3 separate regions of the Homo sapiens genome follow, and all the other regions are linked to region 3. Evidence: chromatin loops called from intact Hi-C (ENCODE). Cell type or tissue: endothelial cell of umbilical vein. All regions are shown on one strand. Region 1 overlaps SAMD4A (sterile alpha motif domain containing 4A). Region 2 overlaps SAMD4A (sterile alpha motif domain containing 4A). Region 3 overlaps SAMD4A (sterile alpha motif domain containing 4A).

What was found. Hi-C counts contacts between places; a loop is a spot of excess contacts. Peaks named below come from ENCODE experiments on the same cell type or tissue, not always from the same donor. Only the 100,000 strongest peaks of a DNase experiment are listed, where the experiment ranks them.
Region 1: it touches region 3 in a loop (12-fold over the local background); 13 of 110 quality-filtered maps call a loop at or near these places.
Region 2: a loop joins it to region 3, with 8 times the contacts of the local background. A loop is called at or near these places in 69 of 110 quality-filtered maps.

The regions. Positions count from the first base shown.
Region 1 is chr14:54,653,017-54,655,516 of GRCh38, forward strand. All of the region lies in intron 2 of SAMD4A (sterile alpha motif domain containing 4A), which reads left to right. It overlaps LOC112268133 (a long non-coding RNA gene), which reads left to right. Exons shown (of 2, transcript XR_002957606.2): 2 at 1-2,500. Among named protein-coding and RNA genes, the nearest start is that of SAMD4A-AS1, 34 kb to the right of the region's middle. RefSeq lists an enhancer at 1-680. In endothelial cell of umbilical vein, no CTCF peak of the experiment used is centred here; a DNase peak (open chromatin) is centred at 1,195; H3K4me3 peaks cover 665 bases; H3K27ac peaks cover 2,500 bases.
Region 2 is chr14:54,690,277-54,692,776 of GRCh38, forward strand. All of the region lies in intron 2 of SAMD4A (sterile alpha motif domain containing 4A), which reads left to right. Among named protein-coding and RNA genes, the nearest start is that of SAMD4A-AS1, 3.6 kb to the left of the region's middle. In endothelial cell of umbilical vein, a CTCF peak has its summit at 1,477 (motif pointing left); a DNase peak (open chromatin) is centred at 1,455; H3K27ac peaks cover 994 bases.
Region 3 is chr14:54,773,232-54,775,731 of GRCh38, forward strand. It overlaps SAMD4A (sterile alpha motif domain containing 4A), which reads left to right. Exons shown (of 13, transcript NM_015589.6): 10 at 1,703-1,904. Among named protein-coding and RNA genes, the nearest start is that of SAMD4A-AS1, 87 kb to the left of the region's middle. RefSeq lists enhancers at 1-960, 244-1,172, 1,046-1,095. In endothelial cell of umbilical vein, CTCF peaks have their summits at 179 (motif pointing left) and 964 (motif pointing left); DNase peaks (open chromatin) are centred at 200 and 920; H3K27ac peaks cover 1,194 bases.

The DNA.
Region 1 (2,500 bases), 120 kb before region 3:
CCCTGTCTTCATTCATGCCCTCTCGGGTGCTCCCTGCTGCTTGTAAGATCCCACTTATTTCTGGCCTTTGCTTTTTCTACATTTCTTTCTCTCCTGTTTCCTTCTTTCCCTCTTACCTTCTCTTCCTTGCTGTCAGCCATGTATTTCTGCACTCTGGTTGGAAGCTCACCCTGCAAAGAACACCCCGGAGGTGTTTCCAGGGCTCAGCTGTTTTTCACTCATGTCTAGGCAGGGCCTTGAGGCCCCTGAGGAACTTTCAACTTTGCCCTCAAGACTTCCTCTTAATATTATTATTATTATTATTATTATTATTATTATTATTATTATTATTATTATTTGAGGCAGAGTCTCGCCCTGTCACCCAGGGTGGAGTGCAGTGGCGTGATGATCTCTGCTCACTGCAACCTCCATCTCCCGGGTTCAAGCAATTCTTCTGCCTCAGCCTCCTGAGTAGCTGGGATTACAGGTGTGCGCCCTGACGCCCAGATAATTTTTGTATTTTTAGTAGAGACAGGATTTCACGATGTTGGCCAGGCTGGTCTTGAACTCCTGACCTCAAGTGATCCACCCACCTTGACCTCCCAAAGTGCTGGGACTACACACATGAGCCACCGTGCCTAGCCTCTCAATATTGTTTTTCACTGTCCTTCTTGACACATGAAAATAGGCTGTGCTTCTCTTGAGGCAATAATTGGATCAGAATTTTAGGATTTTTGCATGACCAGCCATTTTATTTTGTAGGCGAGGAAGCAGAAGACCTGAGAATGACTTCCCCTAAGATTCTGAGGCAATGGAGTGGCAGGACCAAGTCAGCCACCCCATCTTCCCCTTCCCACTATGTGGTTCTCCTCTTACTGCCCTCTGTCTTAGCCGGGGAATCTTACAGATGTTGCATCTGGTGCTTCCTGGTGTTCATTTCTTCCAACCACCATTTGCCCTTGCAAATACCATTCGGTATGAAAGTATTTTAGAGCAACTGAGTCTTCAGTGTGTCACTTTATTGCCAAAAGAAGACACAAACGATGGAGTACAATGGTAGGAGTCTCCGGCTGGGTTCTCAGGGATTTTCTCAGGAATTATGTTTTGCTCCAAGTCGTTTCAGTTGACGTATTCATTCCTCAGAACCGGTAGATGACTATGACATATAATACCCAAGCTTGAGCTCTTTCCTGTCTAACTGGAGTCTCCCTTTTAATCAGGAAACCACATTTAAAGCTGTGTCCTGAACTCTGCCCAGCATGTCAGCTTGGCCAGGAAGGACAGGGAATTCCTACTGGTAGTAGCCACTGGGGACTGAGGGAGTCACGGGAGGTCAGATGGGAGCTTAGCAAGAAAGACAGCAGCAGCACAGGGTACATTCAGGCTGCTAGGATTGTCTTTTTGTTTGCGAAACTCCCTCCCTGGTTGAGGTCAGGAAAAACCTAGGATAGCAACCCCCTGGGCCGGTGACCCCACACTAGGATTTTGTGATCTAACCATTTAAAAAAAATTGTTTTTAATTGAGGAGGTTTAACATAGTGTTTAGCTTTGATCTTGAGAAGTAAGGATATTAAAAACAGCAATGTTGAGATTGTCATGTAATGTTACAGTCCTTTCATGAAAGAACAGGCACTTCAGAATCAGAAGTAGGAAGAATAAAATCTCAGAATGAAGGCTAGTCCTCTATTCTGTACACACGTAGCTTCAGGAAAAACTTGTACTGTGTTATCCAGATATTTCCTATTTAGCCACAGGTCAGCAAAAATTCTATCACAGAAGCAGTGTTGGTCTGTGATACTTGGGAACCACCAGCCTTCACTCCATGGTTGGTGCATCCCTGCCCCTGTTTCCAGGAGCAGTGTGCATGAGGAAGATGGCGTAATGACAGCACATCAGTGCCTGGCTCATATGTCATCAGTGCTCAGGAAATTGAGTTGATTTTTATTCTCTTAGATAGTCCATATAGCAGAGACATAAATTAGGCTGGATGACCATTTCAGGTTGGATTTCAAGGGACACCGCTCTTCCTTGGCTTTTTTCATCGGAGACTAGGATCTTAGCCTCAGCTTTGCAGATCTGAAGCTGGATTTTTATCATGTATTTTATGGATGACCTGGAAATACTTACACGTCCAAGCTCACAGGAGGCTACCCCATAAACAAAAATATCAGCTCATTATTTTGCGGATGAAAGATAGGCTTTTTCAGAGACCACATTGATGGATCAGTCTGCCTCCCAGTCATATGTCCTTCCCACAGCTGGAGGTAGGGAGTGGATGCTAGGGTGGCAATTACGGCACACACTTTCCTTGAGGAACACAGAATCAGTGCAATGGCAGTTGGTTGACTGAGTTTATTCCAGTCAAGTTAAGGAAGAGCCCATTCTACTTCATTGACATTGTTTTCTCTTTGTTGAGAGACATTAAAACATAGTGGTTAAGAATATAGATCCAGGAGCCGGGCGCAGTGGCTCACGCCTGTAATCCCAGCACTTTGGGAGGCTGAGGCAGGCGGATCACCTG
Region 2 (2,500 bases), 83 kb before region 3:
AGATGATGATAGGAGCAGGAGGGGGAGGGTTCAGATGTGTCCAAGACATATCTACAGCAGAGAGTATGTAATGATAAATAATAGTGATCTCTTTTGAGATTCAAACAGCCAGAGGTTAAGTCTCCACTGGTATAGTGATAATAGACTAAGCTCTTTTTTTTTTTCTGCCAAATAATGTGTTGAGTCCTGGCTGGAGGGCCTAGGAGTACTTTAGAAGATGGATTCTACTCCTTACAGTGTTGCCTGTTGGTTCTAGAAATGGAGCCCTTCTCCAAGTATTTCTCTACCCCATTGGTCTGATTCTCCCCAAGTTATTTGTGTTACAGACACTTCTATGGGTACAAAACTTTCCCTTTGGCTATCTCTGATACCACAAATGTCATTGAAAAGGACAGATCCTAGCACTAGGCCATATACATTGATAGGAACCAAAGACAGATATCTGATAGATTAATAAATACAACCACTTCCAAAGGTGATGGTATGAAGCTAGATTCAAACAACACAGTAGGCCAGTGCTGTCACTCCCAGCTCAGAACCATTGTGGCTAGAAGTTAGCTTTGTCTTTCTCCTCACTGAGCCATGTGTCTCAGACCCTGGGGTAGAGTTGAGGGAGGGCAGACAATGGTTAGTTTCCAAACTCCCTGGACATAGGGGCCCCTTGCTGCCTTCTGCCTTCCTCCATAGAGTTTAGAAGGTTTGTTTCCAGGAAGGAGCTCCTTCCTGCCAGGTTTGTCCTCTCTCCAGCTTCTCAGCAGTGCAGGGTGCTTACAACACAGCCCACAGGCCTGCCTGCACTGGGCTGTGTGGGTCTGTAGACAAGGTTCTCAACTCTGCCTCTGCGTCTGCTCCTCTCCGTCCTACTGGGCCTTTCTGCTCCCCCTTACCTTTCCCTGCCTGAGCCCTCTCACTGTTTTTGTGCCTGCCTTTGTTGTAGAATTCTAGATGGCAGCATGCTTGCAACTTGGGAAGGATGAGGCCCTTGTCTGGAGACATTATCCCTATGAGCTCTGAGGTCTTGTCTCCTTCTGTAGCATCCCCACCAATGTGGCCAAAGCCAAGGGCCCTCATCTGATCAGTCCTCCTGATTCTGGTCCAGCCACTGAGCCCTAGGTCTACTCAATTTCATGGCAGGATACCCAGAAGGAGGGAAATGGCCTCAGCCATTCTCATTCCTATTTAGAGAAGTGCATTCTTCACCATCATCCTTCCTACCTTTTCTTCTTACCCACTGCCCAAGGACTTCAGCAATGAAAAAGTAGCTTCCCTTCTCAAAAAAAAAAAAAAAAAAAAAAAAAATCTGAAAAATCTTATTCTGATTGCATCAATAGACCTACTAACCTGAAAATGAGTTTGGTGCACAAGTAACAGGTGAAAATCAGCAGCCTTTTACTGCTTACTGTTGCAGAAATTCCCAGCATTGGCTGGCGGCTGGAGGGGAAGCAGGAAGGGAGGTGTGCCTCTAGCTCCCTCTACAGGGCTGTGCCCCAGGAGGACAGGAGAGCCAGGCTGAATATGTTCCAGGGTCACCCAACTCTGTCCTTGTACAGTTAGCCAGGCCTTTCTTTCCAAAAAGAGTATCAGTTAATTTGTGACTATGGACTCGAATATCCTGCCTCCACAAAATTGTTCATTCTGTCCCCCATTGGATGACTTGTACGTGTATTTCATATTTCATACCTAAATGAGTGATACATACATTTTACTATCAACATTGCTAACATGCATATTTTGGGAATATCTACATGCTGTTCCTTGGTGACAATATTTACATGGTTACACACCACACCACAGGGCTCTTACATTCACACTTACACTTTGGATCCCATCTCTTGAGTTGGGAAATTTTGTCTATAAGTTGTTGAGCAACTTCCTCGTTATTTTAGAAAGCGTGGGACCCAGTGACTTCACAGTTCACAGTCATGTAAAGATATAGAATGGCTCCCTGGTGTCAGGGGTGGGATGTGTGCACTCCAGCCCTTCCCAGACTTCCTGAGGTGTATAAACCTGTTGTGTGGCATGGCTGTTGTTCCGTTTGCTCCACTGAATTAAGCATGAACTATTCTTTTGTGATTCAGTCTGTTTATACTCCTCCCAAGATACTCCTCTGTTGACTGTCTGGACATTGCCAAGGATGCTGGCCTTGGAGTTCTTTGTAAAATATTATTGCAGTTAGGTTACGTGGACAATGCCGTGCTCCTTTTGGGACTCTCATGTCTAGAGCCTCTTGTGCAACAGGGGCTAAATCTAAGTGTAGAAGCAGAAAGCACACTTTTCTCCTTTGCAAGGTCAGCATGAGGATTGCTAATTCATTATTTTAAGGTACTATTGGAGTGTCACTCTGTGGTGTGTGGGGTTTTGGCAGTGGTGGTCTGGAGTGTGAGGGCGGCGCTGAAGATTAGAGAGTGGGAAAGCTTCCTGTGTTTAGAACACTTCCAGCCTCTCCTCTGAGGGGTTTTTGGTGTAAAAAACTAGTCGAGTGTGGTTTACAAGAATGTGT
Region 3 (2,500 bases):
CTCAGATGCCCCTCCCCCTACATACAGGCACAGCTCTCTTTCTCAGGAAATGACTGTTCTGCAGGCCCCTATCACCCTCAACTGGTTAAACTACGTCAGCCCTGCTTCCCGGAGTCTCCCCACAGGCTTGGTACAAACCTCCCCTGTGTCGCTGGAAAAGCAGATCTCTTCCATCTTGTGGCCACTGGAGGTAAAACATTTTGACTTCAACATCCGTGAATGACTACAGCTGACTCTTCTTGGAAAGAATGTGCTGGTTCCTGAAACCCTGCCGGCTGCTGTATAACCTCCCGGACCTGAGGCGTGTCAGAGAGGATGCGTTCTTCAGTGCTGAGGTCACCCAACCCAACGGCAGCGCCGGCATCTGCACGTGATGCTAAGGGCTCTGGCAGCCTCCCTGCCCGGACCCAGGAGAAGCATGGACCTGCCCTGGCCCTTATGCAGCCGACTTTGCAGGGAGGGCCTGTGAAGTGAAGGCAGTCTGTGTCCTAGGTCCAGAACACTTGCAAACATCATCTCCGACCTTATATCCCTCGCCCCACAGGTGGCATCAGCTCTCCCATTTGAGGATGCGTCATGATGGCAGAGACTCATTGGTTCATTCATTCAACTGCATTCACTGTGCAGAAACTGATTCAGGCACCGGACATGCAGGATGGATGAGGACAGACATGGAGCTTACATCCTGGTGGGCCTCACAGGCTTCTCCAAGTCCGCCACACAGACAGGCTGAGCAGAAACAATGATAGGATTAAAGAAGGGAGCCCTGGGACAGGAGTCAGACCAGTTGTGACCCTGACTCTGCTGTTTTCTTGCTATGTGGCCTCTCAAAAGCATGTGAGTGTTCAAGACCTGTGTCCTCATCTGCAGCAGCATGGGTTGGAGAAGATGCGGTAGGGAGGCGCAAGGCGGCAGGCAGAGTGCTGGTGAACCTGCTGAGCCTGCGTGCCAGCGCTGCCCCCTGCTGGCTGTGTGACCTGTGCACAAGGATTACGCGCTGTTTTACTTCTCCAGCTACAAAGGAGAGAGCACCTACTTCATAGGGTTGTTGCAAGGATCGAAAAATAATGTCGAAGTCCCAGGAAGTTCCATGTGATACCGCCTCTCAGATGTTAGCTGCTGTTTTAATTATAGTTATTTGCTGGCACACAGCTCCCTGTAGGCTTCATAACTGTCAAAATGTGAGCAGAGGCGGGGTGCAGTGGCTCACGCCTGTAATCCCAGCACTTTGAGAGGCCGAGGCAGGAGGATCACTTGAGCTCAGGAGTTCCAGACCAGCCTGGGCAACATGGTAGACCCTGTCTCCACCAAAAATATAAAAATCTGTAGTCCCAACTACTCAAGAGGCTGAGTTGGGAAGATCGCTTGAGCCTGAAAAGTTGAGACCAGCCTGGGCGACATAGTGAGACTCCATCTCTACCAAAAAAAAAAAGTTAGCTGGGCATGGTGGCACATGCCTGTAGTCCCAGCTACTCCAGAGGCTGAGATAGGAGGATCACCTGAGCCCAGGAGGTCAAGGCTGCAGTGAGCCTAGATCTCACTACTGCACTCCAACCTGGGTAACAGAGTGAGACCCTGACTCAAAAAAAAAAAAAAAAAAAAAATGAGGAGACCTCCAAGGCGACATCCCTTGGGAAGCCTGTGGCTTAAAAAGGGCTGAATAACGACTGATATTCTCTTCCTTCTCTCTTGGCTCTCACAGTCGAGGCTTTGGGCAATCCAACTCCCTCCCGACGGCTGGCTCTGTGGGCGGTGGCATGGGCAGACGGAACCCGCGCCAGTACCAGATCCCCTCTCGGAACGTCCCTTCCGCCCGCCTGGGCCTCTTGGGCACCAGTGGATTCGTCAGCTCCAACCAGCGCAACACCACAGCTACCCCCACCATCATGAAACAAGGAAGACAGGTTTGTTCTGCCCCAAGGAAGGAGGAGGATGGCCAAGCTCAAGGCCCAAGGCTGCAGATGTCCCCCCAGGTGACCCCAGGGTGGGGAGAGAGGCCAAAGGGGACTATGCTGGGGGCAGTTGCCACCATTCCTCAGAGGTAACAGCATTGTTCGCGTTGTTCTCTAGCAGACAGAGCAACCCCATAGCTGTGTTTAGGATGCCCAGAGGACCACTTTAACCTTGGGGACCCTGCACAAGAGGACCTTTAGAAAGAAATGCAAGACCTATTTCTTCTTTGCCCCATGCTTGACCTTCTGCCACCCAAATCTGGGTTCCAGGAGAGCCTGGCATTTAGAGAAGTTTCTTGCCCTTTTTATCCATGGCAAAAAGCTCCTTTGTCTCAGTCCCAGCTCTGGTGGAGCATCCACAGGACAAAGTCTGAGAGAGTGTGCCAGGGGGAGAGTTAACACATTCTCAGCCTGCCCAGAGGTTCTTGCTGTGCAGTTTAGAGCTGACTTCTCTGGCCCGTCGCTCATACCCCTCTAGCCCCAGGCCCCACCCCTGCCCAGTGCCTTCCGCCTGTGTGCCCAGAGCTTCTCGAAGCTCTGTGGGTAGG